Linked DNA regions of Homo sapiens: all the other regions are linked to region 4. The links are chromatin loops, found by intact Hi-C in ENCODE. Cell type or tissue: OCI-LY7. All regions are shown on one strand.

Region 1 (8,000 bases), 91 kb after region 4:
CCCTACCACGGTAGCACTGGGCCATGGGAGGACATGGGGTGATGCCACCCTCTGTTGGGTGGCACTTGGGCTGACTGATACTCTTGTTAGCACATGGTTGTCACAGAGCCTTTCCACAGAACACTGATTTTCAAACATGTAGAGCTTCCCGCATAACTGCCACTAACCGACCCTACTCAGAATCTACCCTCTGTGATGTGGGGCCACCTGGTATCTCGGGGTCCCCTTTAGGGCCATCAGTTTTTAGTTTCATTTTGAGTTTGTTCAGAAGTACCATAAATAGAAGACAGTAGGATCTTTCTGCCTGAAGGGATCCAAAAAGAAACATTTGGCAGGAAAGGGTCATGACCTTGCCTTGCTTTAATTATGAAAAATTTGTGCACACCAAAAGAGATTGCCCTGCTGCTGCTGATTTGAGTTCGTTACAAGAGTCTGTAGCAAACACTCTTCTATGAGAAGCTGATGAAATCAGCACTTGGAAGCAGCTTTGAAATTGGCTCCTGTCTTACAGGCGATAGCCTTATTCTTTCCATGAGCTGAAGATGCTTCTCCTTAAATCACACGCTCACCTGGGGTTGCTAAGGAGGGCATGGCCAGAACCCCTGGCTACTCGAGTCCCCACTGCCCCTCGTGTCTAGCCCAGGCCACTCCCTGCTAAAACGCACTGCTCTGGGGAAGTCTCAGCTTCCAGCCAGGAGACGCAGCATCCCTGAACTGCAGGGCCTCTCACAGGGCTCTCCCAGGCATGCTGAGTTCTCCCAGAAAGATGCAGAACAGAGCAGCTTTCAGAAATGCAGGGCCTCACGAAGCTCCATGGTGATGGTGCCTGCAGCCCCTGTTAGCTCACCCACTAATAGGTGAGCCAGGAGCCCTGCAGCCATACTCTGTTTCCCGCAGTTTCACTTTCTGGCATCCACACCTTCCCTCAGTCACTCCCCTGCTCAGAATCCTTCTACAGCTTGCGCTGCTGAAGAGGGAACTCGGCCATTAGGCTCTCTTCAAACTGGGCACCAAACACTCCCTTTGGTTTTAATTTCTGTCAGCCTCTCTCACTCCATCCCTCCATTTCTCCATCTCATAGGATGCTACCTCTTCTCTGCACACTCAGTGCCTAGTCCCACGTCTGTATTTTTACCCATTTTCACCTTTACCTGGAATGCCATTTCTCTATTTTTTCCCCACATGATGAGCTTCTCGTCATCCTTCCAGGCCCAGCCTGCCTTTCCTGGCTCCCTTCCCATGCCATCATTCTGTCTCATCAGTTTCAGAATCGACTGCTCTTTCATCTGTGTGTCCATGGCACTGTGCACATGCCTCTCTCAGGTTGCTTATTCCAATGCTTTGTGGACCATCTCCCCACTGAACCATGAGCCATTCAAGGGCAGGAGCCATATCTGCTCCATCTTTGCACCCCAACTCCTAGGAAAGTCCCTGGCACCTTCTAGGAGCTGAGTTAATTAATGGAGTGTGCGCTCCAGTTAGTACTGCCAGATTCCCACATGTTATCAGAGGAATACAAACATGCAAGATCTGGCTAAGTGCTCCAGTGGGGCAGGCAGCAGGGCTGGGGCTCCTAAAGTCAGTTGACTTTTGGTCTCTTCTGGAAACCAAACATTAGGAAGCTTCCTGGAATGGAGGGGTAGGCTGCAGGACAATCTTACCCAGACACCTGGAAGCCCAACAGTGTGGTTTGCCTCCCAGAGATGCCCAGAAAGGCAGGACCTCAGCATCCTGCTTCACTCTGGCTCATACACTTTTATACAAAATACAATGCAATGAATGAGCCCCAAGTCAGCTGTGACCACAATATTTTTGTCCATTGCAATGCAAAATACCAGCTGCAGTCTAAATGCAGTCCTGCTGCATTTAGCTGAATGATCAGCACTTTTACCTATACAACATCTTCAACCTGATGTGTGCATGGCTTTGTAAGCACAATATCTTCACACATCCTTTATTGTCTCCCCCTGAGGGATTCTGGAGGGAGGAGAGCCACTGTCCAGACATCCCACACTGCAGGAGAGGATGTGAGCCTCGGGTGAAGGGAGGTAGCACAACCTTGCTCACGTTCCCACAGCCAGGAGAGAACCACTCACCTCCTGGTGAAGAGTGATGCTTGGCCACATCTGAGAACAAGCTAGGGAAGGAAACCCTGAACAGACTGATAAAGTTAAATGTAAATCAACAAAAAATTTGCCAAAAACTTGGCAAAACTATAAATGCAAAATAAACAAATCCACAACCCAAAAGGAGCTGGGAGCATCAGGAGGCTGCTTCCAGATGTGTGGCACTCTGAAAAGCTGGGAGTGGGGACTATGCATTTCATGTGCAAGTAGAAGCTGGTGACTGATGCTGAAATTCACAGCGGCCCATTGGAAGACATGTTGAGAAATCACCGCAGATAGAAATAAAAAAAGAGAAAGTCAGACTATGCTAATGATGTCTTCTTATTGCTCACAGGCCAGAACTGAAGGTCGTGGCCAGTGTTTAGCCTTTCATTCTCTGATTCCAGCCCCCACAGCCATATTCACCCTTTTGCAAGTGATTTCAGTTTGAAACCTGGGCTCTGGTAGCTATTAACACACACACACACGTGCACAGCACACACACACATGCACACCACACACACACCATGCACTACCATGTGACCTTGCTTAAAAAGAGAACTATCTGTTATCATCCTTACTAAATCCATCTGTGTCCCCTGGCTAATCCCTGGAAGGCATCCAAATGACATTTATAGGCCTCCCAGCTGGTGAGCAAACGTGCTAAGCCATCCCTGACTGCCGGCTCTGGGCAAGCCCCTTGCAGTCTTCTCTCCCTCGCTCACACTCATGACAGTATGTAACCTCCATCTGCCACCCTTCGCAATCTCATCACCATCAATATGCTCCTTCTCCCAGTAAAAGTAAAACCCTGCCTCAGCCTCACACCTCTCCACAGTTACTCTCATCCTTTCTCCTCTCATTCACAGGCAAATGTGACCACAGATTGTCACCAGCTGTTTCCTCTCCTGCCCCCATTCCTTGGCCCACAGTAATCTCTGCCTCCACCTCCACTGAAACTTTACCAGCCACAAGTCAGCGCAGGCCTCAGCACAGGCCTCTGGGTCACTGACGCTAAGGGCCTCTTTGCAGTCTTTGTCTTCTGTGACACTATGGGCCATTGCATCTTCACTAGAACTTGCCCATCTCCTCTAATCTCACACTCTCTACTTTCTCTTTCTCTGGCCCCCTTGGCTGCTTTTGTTCAGCCCTTCCTTATGAAAAACCTGCGGAGTCAAAGTTATTCAGAATCCTCTCTCCATCCATGCTACCTGCCCTGTGGCCCCACCGCCACACAGCTGCCTTCACTGCATGTGCAATGAATGAGCCCCAAGTCAGCTGTGACAGCGATATTTTTGTCCATTGCAATGCAAAATACCAGCCTCAGTCTAAATGTAGTCCCCAATACCTTGTTAATCATGCTGAACCATCAGCGCTTTTACCTATGTAGCATCTTCAACCTGAGGTGTGCATAGCACAGCTGGAGACCTGCCTCTCTCTCACTCCAGCCCAGCCCCCATCCAGGCCCCAGGCCCCTGAGAAACTATCTGCCCGTTTATCATTGCACTGGGCATTTCTCAGTGTCATTCAGCTCAGCATTTTCAAAATGCTGACACCGTTCCTCTGCTTTGCTCTAGAGTTTTTCCTCAAGGGTCCTGTCTCCGAGAATGCCACCAACTGTCCTCTCAGGGACTTGGCCAATTTCCTGGGAGTCATGGGTTCCCTGCATCCCATCTGGTAGCAGTTGAATGCCTCTCAGCTCTAAACTCATCTCTCATTTCTTGCTCAGCAAAAAAATGAGCTGTAAGCATTTCTCATCTGCAACTGCCACCAGGTTCAACTGTCAATAGAGGACACTGGAGGGATGCAGCAGCAGAAAGGGGCTCTCTTGCTGGTACTGGCCTATTCCTCCTACTACTGAGTGGCGAGGCTTCAGAAATGACATGCGGAGGTGGAGATGGGGGTGCACAGCGGGGCTCTGCCCAGCCTCACTTATGGGGAGCGCCATCTTTGTGCAGTTCATAGTGTTGGGCAGCCCAGCAACGCCTGGCCACCTCCTTTGTGACGTGTAATGGGCAGTAGCCACACCCTCTCCGACCGGGTCAGAATCCCAGCCTTGGTGAGGGGCCCTCCAAGTTTCCATCCTCCTTGGGTATTTTTCCTCATCCCCAGAGTATTCTTTAAAGTTAGTTTTTGTCCTTTATAGTTACTCCCACATTACAGTTAAGAATTGTTTTGTTTTTGAGATGGAGTTTCACTTTTGTCACCCAGGCTGCAGTGCAACGGCACCATCTCGGCTCACTGCAACCTCCGCCTTCCAGGTTCGGGGATTCTCATGCTTCAGCCTCCTGAGTAGCTGGCATTACAAGTGCACGCCACCATACCGGCTAATTTTTTGTGTTTTTAGTAGAGTCGGGGTTTCACCATACTGACTAGGCAGGTGTCAAATTCCTGATCTCAGGTGATCCACCCGCCTTGGCCTCCCGAAGTGCTGGGATTACAGGCATGAGCCATCACGCCCAGCAAGAATTCTTTATGTTAAAATTTTTCAGTCCAAATTATTGCGTGGCTTCTGTCTCCTGATTAGACCTAACTGATGCACTCTCAAACACTGAATCCCATTTGCTCTACAATCCACATCTCTGTTGAGTCTCCTAGGTCTTCATTTTGTCTGCTTCTTCCCTTATGAATACCGCCATCATTTTTTGCTTGGGCTTCTGCAGTCCTCTCTGTAACTGGTGTCTCCTACCTAGTCCAACTCACTCCTTCCCAATCCACCATCCCCTCCCCCATCCATATATTTACTATCTACTTAAAAACTTTCGAGGTTTCCCACTGCTCTGAAATGAAGCCCCAAATCTTTGACACACTGTACAAGTTAATCAAAATCTGACCTTCCCCAGCCTGTTCCAACCTCAACACTCCTCCTCCTTCTCTCCTTCTAATATTGGTGATCTGTGCTTTCTCTCCTTGCTTCATTAAGCTTGTTGGTAGAATGTACCATTCTACAACCTATCTTTTCAAAACCTAGCTTTTGATTTAAATGTATATGTGGTGTGTGTGTAATTGTGTGTGTAATACACACAACTTCATTAACGTTTTCTTTTAATTATTTATTTTTTTCTTATTTTGGGATTATTCCATTTTTCTTGTGTTAACTTTTTTAAATAACAATATATACACTTAAAGCTACTGGTATTCCCCTAAGTATGGCTCTAGCTCTACTCCATGGCTTTTGATAGGCAATACTTATATTACTACAAAATTCTAAATCTTTGGTAATATTCATAATAACTTATTTGGACCCATAAAATTTTTAAAGGAGTCTTTTTAGTTTGCTATGTTTTGTTGTTGTTTTGATGTTTGTTTAGGGCTTTTTTGCCTTCTACCTATTGATATCTAATTTTATTCCATTGTGGTCAGAAAATATGGTCTATATGATAATGATGCATTGGTATTTGCAGAGAGTTCTATCATTATACATTTTCCAAGTGGTCGAAAATCGTGACTGTTTCCTGGTTTGATGCAGCACTCTCTCTGTATAGCTATTAGATTAAACTTATTCAGTTAATTTAGCTCAACAATTATGACAGAGGTCCATGAGGATCTCCCAGCGTATTACAGGTTTATCAATCCCTGTGCGAATTTGGCCAAATTTGATCAGATTCCATTTTACCTATTTGATGCTATGTTTTTTGGTTTGGAGAAATAATACACATTATTTTACTATTTTGCCTTCCTAATCAATATTTTCTTTTTCTTTTGAGTAATTATCCTTTTTATTCCTTGCTTTCAGGCTTAAAAATATATTGTGCCTAATATGAGTATTGCTTTATTTATTAATAATTTTGATGTAAATATACTTCTCTTTCATTCTAGGCTTTAGGTTTAGGTCATCTTGTAAATGTAATATAATTAGATTTTAAAATCTAATTTGGAAAAAGTTGTTTTTCTCTAGAAACAATCACTAACTTTATTGTAAATGTTTATATATTTGGGCCTATTTTGTCATTCTATCTTTCGTCTTGAATTTATTGTACCTTTTCTTTCTTTATTTCTTCTTTTTTACTTGTCATTGTATTTATGCAGGTTTAATTCATCCTCCTCCCTTGCTCTCTGTTGGTTTAGAATTACACATTCTATTCCTGTTATTTTTATTAGCTACCATTACATTTCAATGTGCATACTAGACTTTAAAAAGTGTAAAGTTAATATTTTAATTTCTTCCCAGACAACAAGAATTTCAGAATGTTTTTTATCCTAAGTACATCTCCGCCCATCTGCCAACTGATCATATTGCCTAATGGTTTAGTTCTACTTTGGGAGACCAAGGTGGGTGGATCACCTGAGGTCAGGAGTTCAAGACCAGCCTGGTCAACATGGTGAAATTCTGTCTCCACTAAAAACACACACACACACACACACACAAAAAGTAGCCATGTGTGGTGGTGCATGACTGTAGTCCCAGCTACTCAGGAGGCTGAGGCAGGAGAATTGTTTGAACCCAAAAAGCAGAGGTTGCAGTGAGCCGAGATTGCGCCACTGCATTCCAGACTGGGCAACAGAGCAAGACTCTGTCTCAAAAATAAAAATAAAAATAAATCTTCAAAAAACAAAAATCGTCAGTCTTAGCATTTTTTAAATGGCCGAAAAGTTTACTTTTTTTCCTGTGAACTTCTTTTTATTGGGAAATCTACCTTCTGATTTCAAAGTCTCCTTACTGAAGTATATTCTCTGTTATGTCTTCTACGAGGTTTTGTGGAATCCATCACATCTTCATGGACTATTATGCCATCTGTGAGTAAAAATAACTTTAATTCTTCCTTTCCACTCTCAGTGACTTTTTTCTCTTTCTTGCCTAATTGCCCTGACAGGAACACCCAGTATCTGTTGACTAGAAAAGGTAAAGACAGACACCTTGTTCTGTTTCTGATCATAATGGGAAGGATTCGGTCTGTCAGCCTGAAGTAGGAACATTAACTACAGAGTTTTTTCCTAACTGCCTTCTGTCAGATCAGGAAACTTTTTCTCTATTCCTAGTTTTCTGAGAGTTTTTATCAGGAATACGTGATGAGTTTTGTCAAATACTTTTTCTGTGTTTGTTGAGATGATAGGTGGGGTTTTTTTTTTCGTTTTCAATTTCCTAATGTGGTGAAATGCACTGACTGATTTTCAAATGTTAAATCATCATTGAATCCCTGCAATACAACTACTCGGTGGTGATTCATTTTTTATATTATTGAATTCGGTTTGCTAAAAAAAATGTTTTTAAGAGTGTTTCCCTCTACGATGGATTGAATTCTATCCCCCAAATTTATATGTTGAAGCCTTAACCCCCAATGTGACTATATCGAGAGATAGGGCATTTAATGAGGTAATTAAAGTTAAATGAGGTCATAAGGATGGGATCTTAATCCAATAAGACTGGTGTCCTTATAAGAAGAGGGAGAAATACCAGGAGTGAATGTGCATGAGGAAAGGCCATGTGAGGACATGCAAGAAGACAGCCTTCTGCAAGCCCAGGAGAGAGGACCCACCAGCAGCCTGCTGGCACCTTGATCTCATCTTCCAACCTCCAAAACTGTGAGAAAATAAAGTTCTGTTGTTTAAGACAGCTGGTCTGTGATATTTTCTTATGGTAGCCTGAGGGAACTAATACAGCATCTATGTTCATAAATGATATTGGTCTGCAATGTTCTTTTTCAGTTAAGGCTTTGATTTTAGTATCAGGATAAAATTGGCCTTATAGATTGAGTTGGAACATATTCACTCCTCTCCAAATTTCTGGAATAATGTCTGTAGGACTCATATTATTTCTTTCTTAAATGTTTAGAAGAATTGCCAGCAGAGTCATATGGGCCTGGAGGTTTGTTGTGGGAAGGTTTTAACAACTAATTATTTGTTTGATATAGAGCTATCTATCAAGTAGAGCTATCTCTACTTGACTGAGCATTG
Region 2 (8,000 bases), 130 kb after region 4:
TGTAACTAAAATCCCAGGACCTGGAAAATACATGTCTGGGAGCTCCCAGACATAACAATCACTTCTGGACTCCCAGGAGAAGGCCATATCTTTCCCTTGGTCTTCCCTGCCCACTTCCAATCGTTGTCTCACCCTGTTTCTCCACAAACTCTCTCCTCTTTTCCTCTCTGCTCTCCCTTTCCAGATTGAGCAGGATGGTGGTGGGGCTGCTGGGGGGGCATTTCTGGGTCCTGTCCTGGGGAAACAGCTTGCAGAGGGGAGGCAGGGAAGGGCAAGGCATGCTCTCACTTCACTGTCAGTCCTGCAGCTAAGAGTCTGAGGCTGGACCACCGCCTCTGCATGGGACAACAAAACCGGGCTGGCGGCACTCCCGCGACAGTTCCCAGACACCCACAACCCAGGCAGGTGGCGCACCTGAGTAAAGGTGTCTGGGTATCGGATGGGACTGGTGGGCCTGGAAAACACAGGCCCCACCCAGGACATTTAAATTCAGCTTTTAACCCTGTGCAAGCCAAGCAAAACCAGTGGGAGCCAAAGAGTCATCAGCTTGTGGTTCCCAAGAGAGGGACGGGTCCTGGGGACTCTGTTCACAGCTTGTAGGTATCGAGGGACAGCTACCTTGCCTCCTGCCCCACCCTTTTAGGGATCTGCTGTCTATAAACTGCCGGATGTCAGGTACCTGGTTCATCATCTTCATTTTCATGCACGTCAACAGCCACATCACTGACCTTCCAACAAATCTTCCAGCCTTACCGACCCTCAGTCCTCGCCTCTAATGGCCCTATATTCCATCCGGAATCGGACCCTCAAGTGAAGTGAAATGCAGCCTGTAACTCAGAGAGTGGCAGGTTGTCTCCTCTGAACCGGTGTCAGGTGCTACTTTCTCCGCAACCCTAGGCTGTAGGCACTCAGCAGCCCCAGAATCTGCAGGCTTAGCCCTGCCATCCAGAGAGCAGTCCCTGCTGCTGCTCAGGGGGGCCATGCAGCCCAAGACGAGCCTAGATTCCCTCACAGTCTCTGCACTGTCAGGGTCCCCTAAGCTCTGCCAGGTCTCCCTAGTCGGAATGCAACATGTCTGTCTCCATGTTCCGAATTGCATCCAGTCCACCCGCAGGGCCTGTAGCCCTGCCCAGAGGTCCAGGTGGAAGGCATGATGCCCTGTGCAGTCCTGCCCAGACCCCTTCTCAGGAGGTGAGACTCTGCCCTACACATCCAGCAAGGTGCTAAACAGATCAGGTGGAACGAGAATGTCACTGCCTCGTAGTCCACCTGCAGGTACTGGAAACTGCTACCATTGCCCAGACTAGCAGAATAGATTTCACCTTCGAAAGCGACCCTGGCCTGGATCCTGCTGCTTCTGCCACATCTATTTCCAGCTTCCTCTTCCTACTGGCCTCCTTCTGAAGTCCCAACATGATGTCCTGCCAAGTCACACAGGTAATGGCCATGCCGGCTTCTTAAGCCATCCATTTTGTTTCATGTCTTTTCCTTCTTGGGATGCAATGAGCTCAAGTGAAGAGAGTAAGTGCTTTTGAGTCTGAGGAATTTCATCTTGAATCTGGCTCCAAGATTTAATCATTCTGTAATTCTTGGGCAAATTGCTTACCATCTTTGAACCTCAATGTTTTTTCATCATTAACAGGTAATCAATCCTACTTCATAAGGTTATCAGGATGATCAAAACAGATCATGTAGGTAAGACGCTTACCACACAGCAGACACGGCTACCTGCTGGCTACTGTTTTGAGTGGACCTGCACTTTGCCCATGTTGTAATTGCCAGCCTCTTAGCTCTTCCCTGTTCCCAGTTGCCATTAGGAGACTTTGACCCCCTTTGATCCTGTTCACAGCCTAAATGCCACAAGTTGCTATTTTCCAATGGGCTTGTGTAGACAGTCCGGCAACAGTCCTGCCCATCCCCAGCTGCCTTGTCACAGCCTCTGCCTGTGGCTGGGACTCATCTGAATCTTTCGCACATCCCTCACTACCTCCTGCCAAGAAGCCACATCTCATGTTCTGGACATCTGGATTTGGGGGTCATGAGGCTCAATCATCAGGAGGGCCAGAAGGCGATAAGGGAAGAATCCAGTTTCCGAGGGTCTCCAACATGGCATAAGCCACTGTGGGAAGGAAAAGATGGTTTCTCCAAATACAGGCTGGGTGGATGCTGTAAGAGCTCACTGTCAGGATGGTCTTTCCAGCGGTGCCTCTTAATGGGTGCATCATTTATTGAAACCCTATCTGAGCTGTCTGCTTTTGCAGCTGTTGGATATTGTTCTCTCACTCAGTGGTCATTCAAGAGCTGAGACCTTTTAGGTAATTGATGAACATCGCAGAATGACTGACACTCAACTAGCTCTTAAAACCAACCCCTGTATCACCATTGCAATATACAAAAGTTTATTTCTCACACAATATTCAATTTGAGTCAGGCAGCCTCCTTCACCTTGCTCTATGTGACCCAGGTCCATGGCCTCCCAGGTCAAAGCGGCAAAGACAAAGGAAGCTTGTGGGCTCCCACCTGCTCAACCTGGAGGTGACCCTTCTCACAGCCGCCCACAGGCCACTGGGCGGAACATCTGACCTGACTGTGAGGGAGGCTGGAAAATGGGGGGAGCACAGGGAACGTGGATGAGCCAAGCGCTCTGCTCTGGCATTCACGTGGGAGGGGGTGTGGATGTTTATGGGCTGTGGGTGCATGCATTGTATGTGTGTGCTGTGCTTTTCACACTCCTAAAGTGCCAACGGCTGCTCCTCTACCATTTCTCTGTTTTTTGTTTTTTGTTTTTTTTTTGAAATCATTGTGATGGTCCAAATCCCCACATGTCTTGCACAAAGCAGGTGCTTTATAATGTCGTTTGAGTCAGCTCACTCAGACTCTGATGAAAGTCTCTCATAAGAGGAAAAATAGAAATAGGTGTCATTTATCAACTCTCCTCAGTTTTAGGCTCAATGCAAATAAGCACATCACGTGTATTGTTTCATTTCTCTCTTACAGTTACTCTTTGAAATAGGTGCTATTTTTTTATCCTTATTTTACAGGTGAAGATATAGGTTTGGAAAGGGGATATAACTTTCCATGGTCAAAAGCAAATAAACTGAACATCTCAGCCAGCCCATCTGCTTGGAGCCCTCTGCCTTAAAGCCACATCACTCTCTGAGATGAAACACCAGCCAGACAGGGTGAAGACAGGAGCGAGCTCCAGGTTTACAAGTGATAGGATCCCTGTGGATTTCTAGTTCAGACTGAAAATCCATGAAATTTAGAATAATATGGGGATAGTTTACAGACATGTGAACTTTTACTGTGTATGTTTTACTTACAATGCAATACCTAATACTTCCACTGCGACATCAGCAAACATCCTTAGCCCTGTTTGCCACTGCACCACAGAGCTTTTCATGCAAACTAACATTACAGTATGATACAAAGAAAACTGTTTCTTCTTAAGATATTTACAATGTGATCAGGTTTATTTAAATAAAGTCCATTTTATACTAGCTTTAGAATTGTCATTAATTTTAAAAGGCAGTAATATGCCATCAAATTCGTTCCTAATCTTTTACAAGTGTTATTTTTCCTTGCTATTTTCATTTTATCATTATTCTCTCCAAAAGTCTGCAAATTGATTTTGGGGAAAATAGGTAGATATACCACACTAAAGTTGCAGACACCTAAACGTCCATGAAGACTTACTTTTTTTACTCAGGCCAGGCCTAATGTCAGCTGCACAAAACCATGAGGCTCAGCCCTGGAAAGAAGAATGTTTCCACTTTTGCCCTCAGTCCTTCTTCACTATTCAGCTTCTGCATGAATGTCCCTGTGTGCTTTCATAATCTCACATTATCCTAGTATTGTGCTTCTATATTTTTCTAATTTCTAATTTCTAAATTTTCTTTTCAATAAAACTTAAGGACTGCTGAGTTTTTATCCAGGACCAGGAAAAAATAAAAATCAGCACTCTGACAATAAAAGTTGCTTTGAGATTGCATACCATAAGTCACGCTTGTTCGGTGTCCAGGGATACCACTGTATTTCCAGTGATTTCCTTCAATCACTGCCAAGAGAAAGGCTTGGATTTCCAGCATACATTTGCTCCCAGAAAGCCGGTGCACAGGGGAGCAGCTTGGCCCCCGACCATCTTCAACTATGGTGCAGCCCTGCAACAGAGCGGGGGAGGCCAGACAGAACTCACTCCTGAAGCCAAACCCCCCAAGGTTTGCTCCTGGAGCCTCTTCCTATGTCATTGTCATTAACCTGTTGTGATGCTCCGGTTGTCATTCCCAGAAATCCAGGCACTTGGTCATCTGTGCCCAAGTCAAATTGCTTGCTCTGGGGCACACCTTCTACTCAAGGAAAAATGAGACCTCAGGAAAATCCAATCCATCCCAGACCAAGCTCCCAGCCCAAAATAGTGTGCTGCTGCTGAGTTTCTAGACGACATCTTACCTTCTCCTCAGAGGTCTGCTCCAAGGGCCTTGACCTGGCGGCCCGCTTCATGGAGTGAGCAGGCCACGCGTGCAGTACATGGAGCTTAGGAAGTGCTTGGTCATCTTTCCATTCAGGGTGAGTTTGGTTACAGCTTGAGTAGGTATAGCTCCACCTAAGGGAACTACCAGTCAAATAATTAGGGCTTAGAAATGCTCCATTTCACCCTTCAATTGTCCATTCCAGGGCACCAGCTGAAATGTAGAGGAAGCTTCAGGACAGGCTCACCTGGATGGGAGCATGCCCCTGTTTGCCCTGTTCACTTCATTTTCAGGATTTTTCTGGCCCTGAGCTCTGTTAGTGGCAACCATAACTCATGCCTTTCCCCTCCTTCAAGCCTCCAATCCCACCAAAAAAAAAAAAAAAAAAAAAAAAAAGCAATGAGACATCTAGAACAGGATAATAATATCAATCATTTAATATTTGAGCAATGCTTCACAGTTGACAAAGTGCTTCCTGTGTATTTCCTCTTTTGACCCACATAATAACAGTAGGAGGATTGTAGGGAAGACATTAATAGTCCCATTCTTCAGATAGAAATAAATGCATTGTGCCTTGAGAACCCTAATGCTGGAAATCACAACTCAATTGACCTTTCCTCTAGAGGCACCCAGTGCAGCCCAAGTCCTCTGACTTGGAAGCATGACATACTCTACTGGTATTCACAGCACATGAGGCCCAGAAGGTGGAAGCAGATCCCAAAGCAGTTTTGCCCATTGCAAAGTTCATAGGTCCGGTGGTCTGGGTGATGCTGGGACGTTTCTTCTGGGGTGAAAGACATGCTGTTGCACCTTGTACTCCCTACCACTAAGACGGCATCTGGCTTTTGCCAGGCCTTGTGGATTTCCGATGCCATATAAACCACACCTGGAAGTACTGATCTGATCTATTTATCACATGACCTAGTCAGCTGCCAACTCTGCATGAGGCTCAGAGCCAGAAAAGGCTGTACTGCAGGCCCTGGCTGTATGCAGTTTGCCCCTAGGCCACACGGCATCCGATGGAGCATGCCTCTGCTCCAGTCTCTGGAAAGCCCCAGTAGCAGAGCTGCAGCATGGGCCCCTGGGATCTGGGCAGGGCTGCCTCTTCTGTGGCAGGAATTACTCATATTTGAAGAGCAACTCCAGGCACAACGCTGGGCTCCACAGGAGCTCCTAGGCAGGGCTGCATGCAGTCGGATGCCCCCTGTGCCATAAGCTTGGGTGGGCACGGCAGCAATCCTTTGCACACAGGAACTGGGATGCTCAAGATCCAGCGCGAGCAGACCCAGGGGAAGAGAAAATGATGTGCACAGATGGCCCAGGCTCCCGCGCCCCTGCCTGCTGCACTGATACCTTGCTCTCAGCTGGCATTGGCCAGTTCCAGGGTTTCCCTGCAATTAGCTGCCATGGGACGGAACTGGGCCTGGGCAACATAGGGCAGCCCTGTGCGTCAGCACCAACCAGCAAAAGTAGACTGCCCATGCCTGCTACTCACAAATCCCTGGAGGACGAAAGTGAAGGAAATTCCTCCCTGTTGGCAGAGCTGTGGCCACACTGGAAGTTGACCAATCTGTATGGAGAAGGCACCTGAGGTGTGTACCCACACAGACTCCTGGAGGAGCCAAGGGGCAGGGCTGGCCACCCCCATGACCCCTGGGGAATGTGCACTTCCTGCCACAGCAGCCTTAGGTTTGGGCTGATCAGAGGCCCTGGGTTAGGGGTGGCAAAGGGGGTGGAGGTGGTGGTCAAGGGAAAAGCTTCTACTAAGTGAGCACAACAGGGCCTCTACTCAGCTTAAATTCGTGACTCTCACCCGGTCACCTTTGGGCCACAGATGCCAGTGAACCAACAGGCAAGAGGGAACTGGTGAAGGGCCTGGATCCCGATGGCTGTGAGGAGCTAGAGTTTCCACTTCCTAATGGATTCAAGGAGGAGTCTTATATGGAGTGCAGTGATTTCCTGGGGTACCCTTTGTGGCCTCCATATCCAGTGAGGATGGTGAACAGGCAACTGCAGCCCCTGCCCCCTGACAAGGGCAAGACAACCAAGGCCTTAGATATTCTGGGTAAGAAGGTTGAAGGTCAAAGTTCCCAAATCCAGAAGCTACCCAGATCAGCCCAAGCACTGGCTAGTGTGGGGGACTTTCAGACCCAGAGGTGGAGGAGAAGTCTGCAAACACTGGTTATTGCCACACAGTCAGCTGCACTAGTGGAGACGGGAGCTTGTTTCACCGATACTTTTAAGTTAAATGTTTGCAGAGGTTATAGCCAGCCACTGCCTTGAAACTGATGCTGTGGCAGATTGGACTTAACAGATAACGTGAGTGGGTGTGACTGTCCCTGGGTGGACTGCATGGAGCGTCTCTGGGGCACCCCATCAAATGCCCTCAGCTGCACCTGCCACTCATTCCAGCTATGCTCTGTAGGAACCAGCCCCTCCACGCAATACGACCTGGAGACAGCCACCCTCAACTCCATGCCGTGTGCCTCTGGTGTTCCGCCCCAGGGTTTCCCTGTGAACCTGCTTAGTGCCCATAGGTGCACAACACAGAGAGAGTTTAGGGAGATCACACCCTATGTGGGGCTCTTTGAGCAATGGGGGATGGGAGCCGGTGCATAAACATTTCCCTCTTTCTCTTCTATAGAAAAATCCCTGAGACCCCTGTCATGTAGCTCCTTCGCTGTCCCTGGGATCAAGCACACAGTTGCCTGCAGCAGTGACTGACACAATGACAGACTTTGCACAGCTCTTCTTCTTTCCCTATTTCACACCCCCGCCTTGCTCCTGTGCCCTGGACACTGTGCTCCAGGACAGCACTTTCACTCCTGCCTCCGTTTCAGGCCATGCTTTCTGGGGAAACCAGATGTAGTCATTTAATTTTAGGTGTCAACTTGACTGGACTGAGGGATGCCCAGGTAGCTGGTAACATGTTATTTCTGGGGGTGACTGTGAGGCTGTGATTGGAGGAGATTAGTGTTTGAATTGGTGGTCTGAGTAAGCAGAGCCACTTCACCAGCGTGGTCAGGCACCAGCCAGCCACTCTGTTGAGGGCCCAAATGGGGCAGAAATGAGGAGGAAGGGCATTTGCCTACTGTTCTAGCCAGGACTCCCACCCTCTCCCACCCTCAGACATCAGTGCTCCTGGCTCCTGGCCCTCTGGGCCCAGACTGAATTGCACCACCAGCTTTCCTGGCTCTTTAGCATGCAGATGGCAGATCAAGGGACTTCTCAGCCTCCACAGTCACGTGAGCTAGTTCTCATAATAACTTTACCTATATGTGTACATATATCTCCTAGTTGCTTGTGTTTCTCTGGAGAACTTGACTACTGTACCAGGCCAAGTCATGTTACCCATTCCTAACTACCACTGAATTTGACGTTCAGGTCCTATACCTTGAGTTCTCAGTCCCTCCATCAGCTCATTTCCAGTGCTTTCACCTCCATTCCACTTTATCAGCTTGCCTCTGGTGCTTCCTAGACCACTGTCATCGCCCATGACTGCCGTATTCATGAGTCCAAATGTAGACATCC
Region 3 (8,000 bases), 110 kb after region 4:
CCTAAGAATGGCACAAACAACAGCAAATATATATAGACATATGTTTTTCATGGACTCAGCACTGAAATTTCTGATGGTCAGGTCCATCAATATCTGTTTGAGAAGGTCAGGTTTCTGCTCCTTTCAGAAAGGCAGCAAAAGAGTCGGCAGAAGGAGTTTGATTTGGAATGGGAAGTATTCCCTAGTGCTCTGGCCTAAGCCAGGACAGCATTCCCATGACAGATTCATTCTGGTCATTGACAATAAAGTTGGTTCGGTTTGGCCAGAACCCAATATCATTATACAAATTGCAAAGAAAGCATCTGGAACAACTGGAGTCAGTATCCAGTACCCACGCCCCCTCCAATTTTCTGGTATAGGTGAAAGTACAGTTTCTCGGGGCCTTGGTATGATCAGAAGCCCTCCCTGAGGCAAATGGCCACCTAGGATGAAGAAGAAGATAAAGAGGAAAACCAGCAAGCCCACGGCGTGCCTCAGCTGCAGGGGTGGAAAGCATAGGTCCATATTCTGTTTTTCATCTGTGAAAACCGTGCTTGCCAGTGCTGAATCCTCGGAGCAGCAGAAGGACCCGCTGTATCAATGTGAAGCCAGCCTGGGTGCTGAAAGCCTCATCATGCACTGAACTCTTGTGCCCCCTTAAACACACCAAAGTCTTATGTCAAAATCTTAACCCCCAGTGTGATGGTGCTGGGCAGTGGGGCCTTTGGGAGGTAAGGAGATCATGAGAGTGGATCTCTGTCTCTATTTCTCTCTCTCTCTCTCTCTCTCTCTCTCTCTCTCTCTCTGTCTGTCTTTCCCCACCACATGAGGTCACAGCTAGAAGACAGCCATCTGCAAACCAGAAAGAGAGCCCCCACCAGACACCAGATCTGCCAGTGCCTTGATCCTGGACTTCTAGCCTCCAGAGAAGTGTCTGTTGTTTAAGCCGCCCAGTCTGTGGTCACTGCAGCCCAAGCTGGCTAAGACTACCTTTGTCAAAGCTCATCTCCCCTCACAGCCTGCCTTAGTATGCAGAGACCACCATCTCAGTGACAGCAGACATGCATTCCCAAAAGCTGCCCATCAGCAGATCCAGCTTGAGGGACAGTTACAAAGAGAGCTAAAGTGTGATGTCCCCAAATCCTGTTATGGTTCCACAGCCCTCTGCCCACCAGGGCTCGGGCTCCATTCTCTGTTCTGGGCCCTTCTGATCCCAATTATTCTCCCCATGGAAACATTTTATTCCAGTATTCCCTGAGTACTCAACAGAGAGAAAGCCCAATGGGAGAGAAGCGGGACAGATTGACATTTGGAAATGAAGAATCTGACATGGACCAGCCTCAGATCACTCGTAATTTAATTCCTAAGGTGAGTACACCTGAAAAGCAAACCCCAAGTACCAAGGACCATGAAAGCAACAGAGCTGGAGGCTGGAGGAGCTTCAGCGGGAGCAGCAGGAGGGATTCATGGTGGCTACAGTATTTCTCCCTAAGGACCAAACCAAAAGGATACAGACAAAAATCCTCCTCTGGGTGGAAAAAGGCTTCTTCGTTTATTTGTACCAATGAAAATGGCCATAGGCTGTGTTTCACCTGCTCTGCTCTCTGAGCAGAAGAATGCCTCACCACAGTCCATGACACACAGGACCTGGTCAAGAATCACTTTGCAGGATCTGTAAAAAGTCTTTGTACTTGCTGTTTAAAATTTGTCTTTTCTGGAGAGCTACAGTGTACCCTCCCTGATCTGACACAGACAAATTCATATTCCATTTCACACATGGGAAGGCTGAGCCCATCGTGAACATCACATGACTAACTTACTGTGCACTCAAACCAAAACAAAAGTCATCTGGACACAGTCCCGAGGTTTTCCCTGAGTCAAGGGTCCCTTCAAAGACCCACGGTCAATGCACTCCTCACCTGGTCACCTCAATGTGTGTGTGGGAACAGAGCAGCCCCTGTGAAGTCGTGGCCATCCCCAGGCTTCCAGGCCCCTGTGAAGTCGTGACCATGCATTCATTCATTCATTCGCCAACATCATTTATTGAACTTCTACTGAGGACAAGGAGACAAAAGACGCAATCTCTGCCCTCAAGAAGTTCAGTGTCTAATGGAGACAGGGGACAAGTAAAAAGACTAAAGACTATGCAATTTCATTTATGCAAGTCCAAAAGTTCACAAGCCAGATGGATGCTGCCAGGAGTCAATGGTTCCCCATGGGGGATTAGCGCCTGGGAGGGGGATGCAGGGGACTCCTTGGGGACTAGGAATGTTGTGATGTATCCACATCAAACCTCCTTTAGGTTCTCGTAAAGGTCCAGCCCACTCCCCTCTCTGGGAACATCCTGCCCCATTGGTTGGAATATTTTCCCCATCTGGTGAACCTGATTCTTCCTTTCTCCTTCAAGGGAACAGATCTCCCAAACCAGCCTTCTAGAAGGTCTTCTGACCCTCCAGTTTGGGTGAGGCCTCTCCTCCTTGCTCATGTAGCACTTGGACCTGACTTATCTTCATGGTCACAGTCCTCATTCCACTAACAGGCCTCTGTTGTCTGCTTGCACCAGCAAATAACCTTCTGGCTAGTAATCTTTCACACATATTCCCCAGTGGATGACTGACCTGAATCTTGAGTATAAGGTGGCAGGTAAGGAATGAGACAGTATCCTAAGCAAATATCACTGATGTTCAGAGAAACAAGATGCAGCCTTGAATCATGGAGAAATTGAGCTCAGTCCCTTAGGACGGGAGGTTAGGGTTGGAAGGGAGGGGCTGGGGAGGAACTGGGTGCATTGGTAAAGGACTTGGCTCTCCTCATGCTGAAAGGCAACAGAGAATCTCTCACATTAAGTTTTAGTGTGTCTTCCACTTCTTGATTTTGTGGTGGTTATTTTATTGGCTAAGCAGTAACATGATTTGATTTGCATTTTAGCAATTATCTACTGGAGGATGTTGCTGAGTGCAAAGGCAGAGAGAGAAGTGAAAGGCCTGTCAGTCATTCAGGGGGTGAAGGATGAGGACCTGAAATAAGCCACGGAGGTAAGAAAGAAGAGAGGGCCACTTTTGCCCCACCATTGCTAGGTCGGGCCTGCTGTCTGCTTGTTGTCTTACATAATTCACAATTACTTTCACTTCTAAAGTGTCCCTATTTGATAGTAAATTATGGGGTCATTCTATTCTCAGTGATATTTAAGATGCAGGATCGCCAGGAATTCATAGTAGTTGGTGAAATGAGATGGGGAAGGAGGGTTCAACAAAGAGGTACAGGTACTGGCAACTGAGTCCCCATCCGGGTGGACAGGGGAGGAGGAAGCAGCAGTTCAGTAGGGCTGGGGAAGGGTGTGAGGGAAGTGATTTTCCAGCCCTCCTGAATTCATGTGCTCAGGTTGCCATGATGAGTGTCACAGACTGGGAGGCTTAAACTGCAGAAATGGCAGTTTCCTCAGGCTGGAGGCCAGAAGTCTGAGATGGAGGTGTGGCAGGGCTGGTTTCTCCTGAGCCTCTCTCCTGGGCTTATAGATGTCTGCATTCTCCCTGCGTCTTCACATGGTCTCACCCCAGTGTGCATCTCGGTCCTCATCTCCTCTTCTTATGTGGACACTGTATATTGGATTAGGGCCCACCCTAGTGGCCTCCTTTTAACTTAATTATCTAATCTAAGGCCCTATCTCCAAATACAGCTACATTCTGAGATGCTGGGGGCTAGGGCTTCCATGTAGGAATTGTGGGGTGCAGGGGACCCAGTTCAGCCCAGAGCCCCCTCTCATGCTGTCATAGTCCCCACCCTGCCCCAGCCTCTATCTAAACCCTGAGCCCCTGCCTCAGGTCTTTGTGGCCCCTGCCTCCTTACCATGGCCAGCTGGGTGGGGAGGGTCCACTCAGATCAGTGACCTCACAAAGGTCCAGGGTCACCTCCCAGCCATTCTCCCCGCCTGCCACTTCCTGATGGTCCCTGGAGGAAGTCTCGGTGCCTGTCAGGCCCTCTCAGGTCATGAGGAAGTTCTCTGATCCCTTCTCCCACAAACACAGCCCCCTTCCGGCATGAAGTAGCCATCAACTCTCACAGCCACCACTGTGAACGTCCCTGGCTGAGGCCTGTCTGCGAGTGCCCCATGGACTCTTCTACTCCCTCCCCTCCCCTGCTTGCTAGGTCTTCACTCCTCCGTGTTTGGGGAGGAAGGGAGGAAGGGTGAGGGCCACCAAGATCCCGCTTGACGAGTCCCACCGTCTGCCGATGCTGCTTCTCTCTGGGGTCACGTGAGGTGATTTGTGAGCACCCCAGAGAACCCCGACTAGGGGAACCCTCTCCCTGGCCCCTGGACTACCTCAGGGCTTTGGCAGCCACTGACACAGACACCCTTTGCCAGGGCACCCCTGCCCTTGCCCTTTGCCTCCTGGGCAAAGTCACTGAAGCCTTGTGTCTCCAGGCTGGGCTCCTTACGGCAGAGGGGACACACTCATGCCCTTTGTTCTGACAACGTCCAGAACTCCAGGCCATGGCTGAGGCAACCAGGTGTGGACCTGACTTCAGAACCACAGGCCGTAGAAGATTCAGAGTCAAGACCACCAATTAATCTACTGGAAGTCCATCCCTGGTTTGAGGAAGACGCAAACATGATGAGGGAGGGGAGATGCAACTGCTCACCAGTGTTTTCCGAATCTACATGATCTCTGTTCGCCTTTTAACTCACTACTGCTGTGAGGGGAGTCTGCCATCTCTCTGGGATATGAAGGGCAGACAGCTCCCTGGGTAACATCCTGTTCCACATTCTAGGCCCTTCCCTGGTGCACACACCTGTGGGACTCAGGCTCAGTTCTCCACCCCCGTCTCCAGACCAACCCCAGCTGCAGAAACGGCTACAGTTTGAATGTGTCCCCTCCAGAATGCAGGTGCTGCCAATGTGCTAGTATTAGGAAGTGAGCTCCTTCCGAGGTGACTAGGGGGTTGTAATGCCCATTTTACAGATACAGAAACCAAGGCTCCCATTGACACACACCCACAGAACTGGTTAGTGATGGAGACAGGGCTTGAACTGAGATGTCTGACTCTGTGGAACAGGGGTTGGCAAACTCTGGCCTGAAGGTCCCATGTGCTTACTGCCTGTTGTGTAAATTAAGTTTTGCTGGGACATGCGTATTCGTTTGTGTGTTGCCTGTGCCAATTTGCACATTGCACCAGCAGCATTGAGTAGTTACATGCCGACTGCCTTACCAAATGTACCTGGGGCTATGTGTTCCCCTGAAGATGGGTGGGAGGGATAAAAAGATTTGTATAAAAATAGAAAGATCATGCCTGTAATCCCAGCACTTTGGGAGGCTGAGGCAGGTGGATCATGAAGTCAGGAGTTCAAGACCAACCTGACCAACATGGTGAAACCCTGTCTCTACTAAAAATACAAAAATTAACCAGGTGCAGTGGCGTGCACCTGTAATCCCAGCTACTCACCAGGCTGAGGCAAGAGAATCGCTTGGACCCAGGAGGCAGAGGTTGTAGTGAGCCGAGATTGCACCACTGCACCCCAGCCTGGTGACACAGCGAGACTCCGTCTCAAAAAAAAAAAAAAAAAAAATAGCGGGTCTGTTCCAAGATGGCCAAATAAAAACAGCTCCGGTCTGCAGCTCCCAGCATGACTGACACAGAAGATGGGTGATTTCTGCATTTCCAACTGATGTACCTGGTTCATCTCACTGGGACTGGTCAGAAAGTGGGTGCAGCCCACGAAGGGTGAGCCAAAGCAGGGCAGGGCATTGCTTCACCTGGGAAGCGCAAGAGGTCGGGGGATTTCCGTTTCCTAGCCAAGGGAAGCCCTGACAGACTGTACCGGGAAAATGGGCATACTGCCACCTAAACGTTATGCTTCTCCAATGGTCTTAGCAAACGGCACACCAGGAGATTATATCCCACGTCTGGCTCAGTGGGTCCCACACCCACGGAGTCTTGCTCACTGCTAGTCCAAGATCGAACTTCCAGGCAGCAAGCCTGGCTAGGGGAGGGGCGCCCACCATTGCTGAGGCTTGAGTAGGTAAACAAAGCAGCCAGGAAGCTAAAACTGGGTGGAGCCCACAGCAGCGCAAGGAGGCCTGCCTGCCTCTGTACACTCCACCTCTGGGGGCAGGGCATAGCTGAACAAAAGGCAGCAGAAAATTCTGCAGACTTAAATGTCCCTGAGAGCTCTAAAGAGAGCAGTGGTTCTCCCAGCAGTGTTTGAGCTCTGAGAATGGACAGACTGCCTCCTCAAGTGAGTCCCTGACCCCCATGTAGCCTAACTTGGAGATACCTCCCAGTAGGGGCTGACTGACACCTCATACAGCCAGGTGCCCCTCTGAGACAAAGCTCCCAGAGGAAGGATCAGGCAGCAATTTTTGCTGTTCTGCAATGTTTGCTGTTCTGCAGCCTCCACTGGTGATACCCAGGCAAACAGGGTCTGGAGTGGACGTCCAGCAAACTCCAACAGACCTGCAGCTGAGGGACCTGTTAGAAGGAAAACTAACAAACAGAAAGGAGTAGTATCAACATCAACAAAAACGACATCCAGACCAAAACCCCATCTGTAGGTCACCATCATCAAAGACCAAAGGTAGATAAAACCACAAAGATGGGGAGAAACCAGAGCATAAAAGCTGAAAATTCTAAAAACCAGAGTGCCCCTTCTCCTCCAAAGGATTGCAGCTCCTTGCCAGCAATGGAACAAAGCAGGATGGAGAATGACTTTGACAAGTTGACAGAAGTAGGCTTCAGAAATTTGGTAATAACAAACTTTTCTGACCTAAAGGATGATGTTCGAACCCATTGCAAGGAAGCTAAAAACCTTGAAAAAAGATTAGACAAATGGCTACCTAGAATAAACAGTGTAGAGAAGACCTTAAATGACCTGATGAAGCTGAAAACCATGGCACGAGAACTATGTGACACATACACAAGCTTCAGTAGCTGATTCGATCAAGTGAAAGAAAGTGTATCAGTGACTGAAGATCAAATTCATGAAATGAAGCAAGAAAACAAGATTAGAGAAAAAAGAGTAAAAAGAAATGAACAAAGCCTCCAAGAAATACGGGACTATGTGAAAAGATCAAATCTACATTTGACTGGTGTACCTGAAAGTGACAGGGAGAATGGAACCAAGTTGGAAAACACTGTTCAGGTTATTATCCAGGAGAACTCCACAACCCAGCAAGGCAGGCCAACATTCAAATTCAGGAAATACAGAGAACACCACAAAGATACTCCTCGAGAAGAGCAACCCCAAGACACATAATTGTCAGATTCGCCAAGGTTGAAATGAAGGAAAAAATGTTAAGGGCAGCCAGAGAGAAAGGTTGGGTTACCTACAAAGGGAAGCCCATCAGACTAACAGTGGATCTCTTGGCAGAAACCCTACAAGCCAGAAGAGAGTGGGGGCCAATATTCAACATTCTTAAAGAAAAGAATTTTCAACCCAGAATTTCACATCAAGCCAAACTAAGCTTCATAAGTGAAGGAGAAATAAAATCCTTTACAGACAAGCAAATGCTGAGAGATTTTGTCACCACCAGGCCTGCCCTACAAGAGCTCCTGAAGGAAGCACTAAACATGGAAAGGAAAAACCGGTATCAGCCACTGCAAAAACATGCCAAATTGTAAAGACCATCAATGCTAGGAAGAAACTGCATCAACTAACGAGCAAAATAACCAGCTAAAATCATAATGACAGGATCAAATTCACACATAACAATATTAACTTTAAATGTAAATGGGCTCAATGCTCCAATTAAAAGGCACAGACTGGCAAATTGGATAAAGAGTCAAGACCCATCAGTCTGCTGTATTCAGGAGACCCATCTCACATGCAGAGACACACATAGGCTCAAAATAAAGGGATGGAGGACGATCTACCAAGCAAATGGAAAACAAAAAAAGGCAGGAGTTGCAATCCTAGTCTCTGATAAAACAGACTTTAAACCAACAAAGATCAAAAGAGACAAGGCCATTGCATAATGGTAAAGGGATCAATTAAACAAGAAGAGCTAACTATCCTAAATATATAT
Region 4 (8,000 bases):
ATGGAATTTCCTCTGGATGAAGACCACTGTTGAAATAACAACAAAAAACTTAGGCTATTCCATAAACTTGGTTGATAAAGCAGCGTAGGGTTTGAGAGGATTGACTCCAATTTTGAAGGAAGTTCTACTATGGGTAAAATGTTATCAACAGCATCACATGCCACAGAGACATTTTTTGTGAAAGTAAGAGTCAATCAATGTAGCAAACTTTATTGTCTTATTTTTTTTATTGTCACAGCTTCCTCACCCTTCAGCAACCACCACCCTAAACAGTCAGCAGTCATCACCACTGAGGCAAGACCCTCCACTAGCAAGATTACCACTCACTGAAGGCTCAGATAATCGTTAGCATTTTTTAGCAATAAAGTACTTTTAATTAAGGCATATACATTGTTTTCTAGACATGATGCTATTGCACACTTAAGAGACTACAGTATAGTGTAAATGTAACTTTTATATGCACTGGGAAACAAAAAAATTTGCGTGTCTCACTTTACAGCAACATTTGCTTTATTGCAGTGAACTGGAACTGAACCCACAATATCTCTGAGGTATGCCTGTATCTATGTAAATGTGCAGGGAGTAATGTTGATCAAAAAAAAAAAAAAGACTTGCAAACCACAGTTAGTCATTTTCCCTTTTGGAATTTCGACAAGGAAATCCATGGCTGATCAAAGTTTTGCTGACAGAAGTCTGTGAAATACACATTAAAACATTAACAGAGCCAAATATCAAAATACATACTTTATCGGGAATGCACATAAGGTAATGCCCTTGAATATTAAACAAATAAAAAACATAACAACAACAAATCAGTGAAGTGAGATACCTGGCCAGATCTCCACTCTGGTTTCTAGGTTTTATCCCATTTTCTGATAGTGTCTGAACCACAGGCCATTGCTTAACACCTAACATTTTATTCTAGAGCCTGTCTTGACTTCTAATGAAGATAAAAGCTTTTGAATAAAATATTCAATGAAATAATTTGTAAATGGAGCTGAATTTGCAGGTTAGAGCCACCATAGGCCTTCCTGTTACCAAAGCAGGGCTGTACTTAGAGGGCAGGCCTATAGACTCTTTAATGTTCTCCAGAGGGAAGCACTGCCTGGTGGGGTTTGGAAGGACATCATCCCACACTTCTCTTCATTCCATGTGCTCAACTAATTCATACTGCTGTATTTGCCACATCAACTATTTTGTATCCCTTTCTCTGGAAGTGTTCACTTAATATTTTGTTTTAGAGTCTGGGTTTCCAGTTTTGCTCTTGCTTTTTTATAAGGTCTCTAGTTTTCTTCTGGCTTCCCAGGAAGGCCCTTGATGTCCTTGGGTGGTGGAGCCATGCAATCTTTCTACTTGGCCCTTGTGCAATGCAGTTCCCTTACTGCATCTATTTCCTAAGGGATTCAAGTCACTCCCTGAGTTCTAGATGTGGTTCAGCCTTGGAAATGTGGGAATTTCTCAAGATGCCCTGCTTTGTACTTAATTTAAGTTGCGAAATACTTTATTGGGCCCTTGGGTTCTGTGCTACACTTTGGGCTTATTTTGTTTGTTTTTCAAGTTGTTCTTCTTAAGGTTTTCATTTTCTTTTTTTTTTTTCCAATGTTTTCCTTGGTGTCTCCTAGAAGTCTCTCCTTTGACATCCAATCATTTTCTTTGAGTCTCTGGGCAATGAGATTTTCTCATGCAGGATGCCAGTAAAGACAAGGACTATGTGCAAGCCATTTCTGATATGCCAATCTTTGTGGAGGTCTACTTTATAATACTGGGAGAAGCATTTGAAAATGAAAGTGATGAATGTATAGTAACCAGCCTATAGCAGCCGCTCACTAAATATGTGCAGAATGGTAAAGTGTTTTGTGAGTTTCAAGATGCCTTTACAATTTTGGCTAATAACACCCCACTCCACCCCTACAGCATCTCCTGCCCATACCATTGTGGCATGTACCCTCTGTGCTGTAGCTATCAATGGACTTGTCAGTCTCCTCAAGCAAACAAGGTGCCTGAGCTATATAAGGCAAGAAAATAGCCTTTGTTCCTGGTCACACATCTCCTACACCTACCACAGAGCCAGGAAGGAGAAATAAAAACAGTTATGTCCTTAGCAATACTATAATAAAAGATCTGTAAAGTATAGTCTTTGAGAGGATCTGAAATATCTTAGCCACAAAACTGAGTTACTACTTCTCGGAGTAGCCCAACATTTTGTATTTTCTTCTCCCTAGCGAGATATTTATGGTGTTACTCCTCATAGAGCGTTACCATGGAGATTTATATTTAAAGATCTTATTTCCAAGGGAAAGAATTATAAACATCCCAAGGTGAAAAGATCCAGTTGTATTTTACGAATTTGTATAATGGTCCATTTCCAGAACCTTGTAGGTTGATTACCAAAGGAATCCACCAAGGGGAAAAGTACCATTCAGATTTGTTTACACAAGGTTCCACACAAATCTGTCCTACCCAGCAGCTATCAAATTATCCCAATTCTATAGAGACTTATTTTCCTAGCCACCAGAGGATCACTTGTTCTAAATCAAATCATTGTATGCATTCAGCCAAACTAACTTGGTTACTAAAGTGATATAAAACATTCTGCCTAATGTTGAAGCCCGGACATAGAGTGAGGCGGGAAATCAAGGAGAATAATTGGCTCCAAAATTTCCTTGTCTTATAAATATTTTTTCTTCTTCCATCATTTAACATTTTCTCCTTGACATTACTTGATTGAACTCATGCAGATTCTGTTCCTCCCAGGAAACAATTCACTTGGGCAGTGTGAACTCTGAGAGGTCACATTTTTTGGAGTTATCTGCTGCCAAAATGAATGGCTTCCATTTATTTTTCAGGTTGAAAAAGTTTTTTTCCTGTTCTTGAAACTCAAAAATGCACAGAGTAATTTAACTCAGACTGACCAAACAGAAAAAGCACGTTTAAGCTCTGATAGGGCCTGGAATGTCTGAGTCTGGAAGGAGAATCATTTGGAACTTTCTTTTGGAAGCCAGGCAGCCAAATGATGGATTGTCTCAAAACTTGCGCTATGCTTTTCTATTGCAGTTTCTGAAGCAAGGAACCTTAGTAGAGAAGGGCCAGAAATCTGTTAGAATGGATAACTAAGGTAAGCAGTAAAAGTCTAGAGCAGTGGTCTCCCATCCTTTCTGTTTGACTCCAATCAGCCAAATAAAAGAAAAAAAAATATGGGCAACTGTTTTCCCCATTTACATGCCACAAAGTGTCATTACTGAAGTTTTGAAGCCCTTATGGCTATGAAATTGGAAACTGGAACACCACCACCAGAATTTACAAAGGAAATTTCCAAGAAGTAGCTTCATTCTGAGCCCCTAATCCAGACCAAAAATCAAAGGGTTTAGAGAGCAGGGAGGGGAAGGGCATGCTGACCTCACATCTTTTCAGAGAGCTGCAGTCCCACCTGACGAGGGGCAGATGGTGCTGGTTCCTCATGCGGAGCCTTGAATTGCTTCCTCAAAGTAGGGAGGCTTTTGGGCGGCCTCCCTGACTCACACCTGAGACGCCTACAGTGACCTGTATGTAGGACAGATGAGACTTGGGCAGAGTAAGCCCAGTCCCAAGGACTTCAGGGGCCAGGTGGCATCATGCTTCCTGAGGAATGGATGGGGTCACCAAAAAGACAGAGCAGCAGTAGTTGGGTTCTGTCTAAAGGACTGCTTGAAGGGAGAGAGGAACCCAACAGCAAGAAGCTCCTGAGTCCTACATGCTAAGGAAGGAGTCCCAGGAAACCATCTGGAATAAAGGTGCATTTGCCTTGGTGAAGAAAAAACACATCTCCAGCTAGGACTCCCTTAAGAACTCTCAATGATACCAACAAGATAAAGAATCTACTTTTATCTCATTCCAGATCCAGAGACAACAAAGCCCCTGGCAAGGCAGGAGCTGCCCCATCCCAGTCTTCTCCTCCCTCATTCTTCCCCCTCCCTCCTCTGAAACAGCACTTAGTGGGTGGGGGAGATGGGGACCGGGGCAGGGGGCAGAACTGACCACATCCTTTCCCTGAAGCAAGCCCCAGCTTGGGAAGGCTCAGAAATCTAGACTTCTAGAGAAGAGTGAAGTTTTTGAATAATATCCCCAATCGAATGATTTCTGAACTGAGCTGTGTTTGCAGATTGGAGCCACCATAGGCCAAAGACTGTTGCCTAAAGCAGGGCTGGTTGTCAGTGGGCACTGGGTGCATATCAGCACAGCCATTCCTGCTGTGGTCCTGAGCCCCAGCCCACCCAGGACCCCCAGTGCAGATCATAGAGTCTGCAAATCCATAACCAGTGCAAAGAAATCTCTAAATACTGATGTACTGGAAGCAAGGGAATGAATGAAGATGCAGCCATCACCCCATGCTGGGGACTCCTGCTCCAGTGTTTGTGAGACACCATCTCAGACACAGGGTCCCAAAGCAGGCAACCAGGGCCACTCCACAAATGAAATCTTATCATAACCAAATGGATTTCCTTACTTGAAAGCAATACAGACCTATAGGTTATCCTGAGCACCCCTGGATACATGCACCCCATCTTTGGAGACACTAAACCCCATAATAGAGGCTGGAAATTACACTGTAACACAGCAGAACCATGTCTTTGCATGGGCGCCTCAATCACATGCATGTGATTGTGTTTATTCTGTGTACCTGGATTTGACAAGCAGAAAACCACAGAATGCCCCCCGCCACTCCCTTGGTTCAAGCCCTCACTGTCACTCCTCTTCAGGCTGAGCCTTGCAGTGCCAAGTGCCTGGCCTCCTGCCTGGTAACACCTGTCCGCGGCTCGCCATGCGTGGAGGCCGCTGTGTGAACCTGGCATTTTAGGACATCCCACCACCTACTCATGCCAAAGTAGTCATCCATTCATTTTCCTGATAACACACTGCACACCCCACCCTCACCCCATGCCATGCCCTCTTTTTCCTGTTCCCTGTGGCCTCTCTGTCTCTAGACTGTCCAAGGTCCTAGGGACATCCCCTTGCTCTAACCGTCCCAGGCACTCAAAGGCAGGATTGCCCTGAATGGAACCTTGTTTACACACATAACAGATCTTTGGGCCCAGCTACCCAGGGGCATGACCTGGTCCCTTTCCTTCTGCTTCAAACCCCCTACTCAGTTTTCAGTTCTAGAAAAAACCTCACAGCTTCATTCTGGTGAAACTGGAGGCTCCATGAAAATGCATCTCGCCCTGTCCTGCTGCAGAAGGACGTCGTCCAGACTGAGCTCACACCAGCATCTGAGCAAAAGCAACAGGTCACTCTGGCTCCTGAAAGGCAACATTTCTGGAGAAATCTTGAAGTTTTTATCTAATGATTTTGCATCATCCTGGAGGGCAAAGTCAGGGTTTTACATGAAAACTTCTGTGTCAAAATAGAAAGACACTTTTCAAAGAATTCTTTCTTCAGTTCTAACCATACCGTAGTGTTGTGTTTGTAGGGTTGTGTTACTTCAAGCAAGATTAGGATGTCCCCAGACTCTGAGTTCCTCACTGCATTGGGATGAAAAATGCCGCATGGTTACTATTTGCCTCTGCAAATTTCAACATCTGCTCAATAATACGTGGAGTCCTTATTATGTATTTTTGAAATATTTTGCTTCATTGTTTTACTAATGTAGTTCCTTCAAAATAGCTTAATCTTTTTTTCTGGGCCTCCTCACTTCTCATGTGTCAGTAATAGCACCCTAATTTTGTAATAAAACATGTTGCAAAGGCATCTTAACACAAAATGATGTTCAGAACACGAATATTTAACTCAGAGTCCAGATTCTTGAAAGAAGACGGATGATAGAATAAAAGTAAGTTACCTTAGTATATAGTAATATATTCAAATAATTCGACATAGGAGGGAGGATATTAAAATAATAATGAATATGAAAACAGCTAATTTATTGCACACTTATGAGGAGATAGACATGGTGTTGGGCACTTAAAATACACTATCTTATTTGATTCCCACAACAGCCCTAAGATGTAGATGCTGCTATTAGACCCATTACACAGGTGAGGAAACTAAGGCTCAAAGAGTCTAAGTTAATTTTCCCAAAGTCACAGAGCTAATCAACAGTGAGGCTAGGATTTAAACCCAGACATTGCTGACTTGGGCTATGTAACTCTCGTCGTAACTCACATGCTTGTCTCATTCCAACACCCCCTCACATACACACTGTGCTTTGCCTCCTCCCCCGGCTAAGTGGAGAGGCTTTACTTTTAGGTCAGGCTGCACCATCACTACTTTTACTGGAATTAATGACATTTATATGTGATGGCTTTTAAAACTAGATTTTCAAAAAAGAAAAACAAAAATATGTTCATAATATTTTTAAAAAACATGTTATTTGTTGGGTACAGAATTCATATAATATCTATTAGACCGACTCATTAATACATTTTTCTGATCTTATCCATCCTTACTACTACGCTTCTGGCTGATTCATTAGCTTTCCCCACTGTGACCATAACTTAATTATTTCTAATTGTAATTCTAAAAGTTTTGGCTTATAGATTCGGAGACTATGTTTTTAGTTACATTTAGGCTGAAAATCCTACTGAAAATACATATTTTATTAGTAAGTAATAAATTGCTTAATCTCTAAAATGCTTTCCCTTAAATACTAGTTTTATCTAATGTTAACATTGGTGCAATCACTTTCTGTTGGTTAGTAATTCCATGGTCCACCTTTCCATTTCTTTACTTTTAATTTAATTTTTCTTTGCCATTTTATTTTAGATGGATGTTTAGGGCCGGGTTTTGTTTTGTATCATTTATTTGTTATAATCAAATGTAAAAATCCTTTAATTTATAATTCAAATTTAGTGTTTACATTGCAATTACCCATATTTGCATTTATTTTTACCATATTATTTGGTGTTTTCTCTGTACCATGTTTTTTGTTCATTATTTCTTTGTTTCTTTTTTCTATCTTGTATAAAACTGGTTAGGTTCCCTTAATTCATTTTTTCCTCTAATGATTTTGAAGTTTGTACTCTATTTTCATTTTTTTAGTTACCCTCAAATTTCCAATTTATATACTTAAATAAACAAATATAAAATTAATCATTCTTTTACTTTCATGCTGAACAACACAAAGATACTGAAATATATCAGTTCTGATTCCTACCCTTCTACCTACCATGCTATTGCTTGTTAGTACCTTAGTTGTACCTATTTTTAAACCTTCCCCAAATTTTCTTTTGACCCCCAGACACTGCTGTTTTATATTTCCTAACATATTTGCCCTTTTTTTGGTCACCATTTGTTCCTGGCAACTGACTCCTACCTCAGGTTAAATTTCTATCTAACTACAACCCATCTTTTAGTAGTTACATCTTAGTGGGCTTATATGGGAGAAACTTTAGTCCTTGTTTTTTTGAAAATGAGATTATTCCTTTATTTTGGCATTAACTGTTGTGGGGAAAAATCTGTCAATATAATTGTCTTTGTAAGAAAGAGTGTCTCTTTCTCCAATGTTCTCTGGTTTTAATACATCTGGTGTAGTTCTATTTTTATTCATTCTTCTCCAGAACTCCCGTGCTTCCCTAAAATAAAAATGCGTATTTTCTTTAAATCTGAAGATCCTCAGCCTTTATCTCTTTAAATATTGCTGGTCTTCCTTTTTCTTTGTTCTCTCCTGGAATTCCTGTTTCAAGGACCCAACCTCCGTCCTCTCCATGTCTCTCAGCTGCTGCGTCTCTTTCTTTCTGTGCTGCATTCTCTTTTGCATCCTCGGAACCATCTTCCTGTTCACCAGTCCCTCAGCAGTGCTTCATCTGTGTTTTGCTCTGCCACTGAGCTTTTATTTTTCAATGACTATACTTTTCACCTAAAGAACTTTTGTGGCCTTCTTTCAAATCACTTTCTACACTGATTAATGCTTTGAGTATGGTTTTCATTTATTCTCTTATGTCTTTCATACTTCGAAATCTTTTTATTTCATTGTTCTTTTCAGATTAATGCACTCTGCAGTTTTGAAGGTGCTGATTCTGTTTATT

The links. Peaks named below come from ENCODE experiments on the same cell type or tissue, not always from the same donor. Only the 100,000 strongest peaks of a DNase experiment are listed, where the experiment ranks them.
Region 1: it touches region 4 in a loop (4-fold over the local background); 1 of 110 quality-filtered maps calls a loop at or near these places.
Region 2: it touches region 4 in a loop (3-fold over the local background); 1 of 110 quality-filtered maps calls a loop at or near these places.
Region 3: a loop joins it to region 4, with 12 times the contacts of the local background. A loop is called at or near these places in 1 of 110 quality-filtered maps.

The regions. Positions count from the first base shown.
Region 1 is chr10:43,935,074-43,943,073 of GRCh38, reverse strand. The region is part of intron 2 of LINC00841 (long intergenic non-protein coding RNA 841); the gene reads right to left. Among named protein-coding and RNA genes, the nearest start is that of LINC02659, 27 kb to the right of the region's middle. In OCI-LY7, no CTCF peak of the experiment used is centred here; DNase peaks (open chromatin) are centred at 1,813, 2,963 and 3,393; H3K4me3 peaks cover 4,143 bases; H3K27ac peaks cover 4,799 bases.
Region 2 is chr10:43,896,865-43,904,864 of GRCh38, reverse strand. LINC02659 (long intergenic non-protein coding RNA 2659) reads left to right here. Exons shown (of 3, transcript NR_184145.1): 2 at 644-1,437; 3 at 3,042-3,500. Among named protein-coding and RNA genes, the nearest start is that of LINC00841, 8.4 kb to the left of the region's middle. In OCI-LY7, a CTCF peak has its summit at 3,375; a DNase peak (open chromatin) is centred at 3,344; H3K27ac peaks cover 978 bases.
Region 3 is chr10:43,918,453-43,926,452 of GRCh38, reverse strand. All of the region lies in intron 2 of LINC00841 (long intergenic non-protein coding RNA 841), which reads right to left. Among named protein-coding and RNA genes, the nearest start is that of LINC02659, 10 kb to the right of the region's middle. In OCI-LY7, a CTCF peak has its summit at 3,592; DNase peaks (open chromatin) are centred at 2,942 and 3,572; H3K4me3 peaks cover 797 bases; H3K27ac peaks cover 1,440 bases.
Region 4 is chr10:44,025,813-44,033,812 of GRCh38, reverse strand. No RefSeq gene overlaps it. Among named protein-coding and RNA genes, the nearest start is that of LINC02659, 120 kb to the right of the region's middle. In OCI-LY7, CTCF peaks have their summits at 3,234 and 3,443; a DNase peak (open chromatin) is centred at 3,452.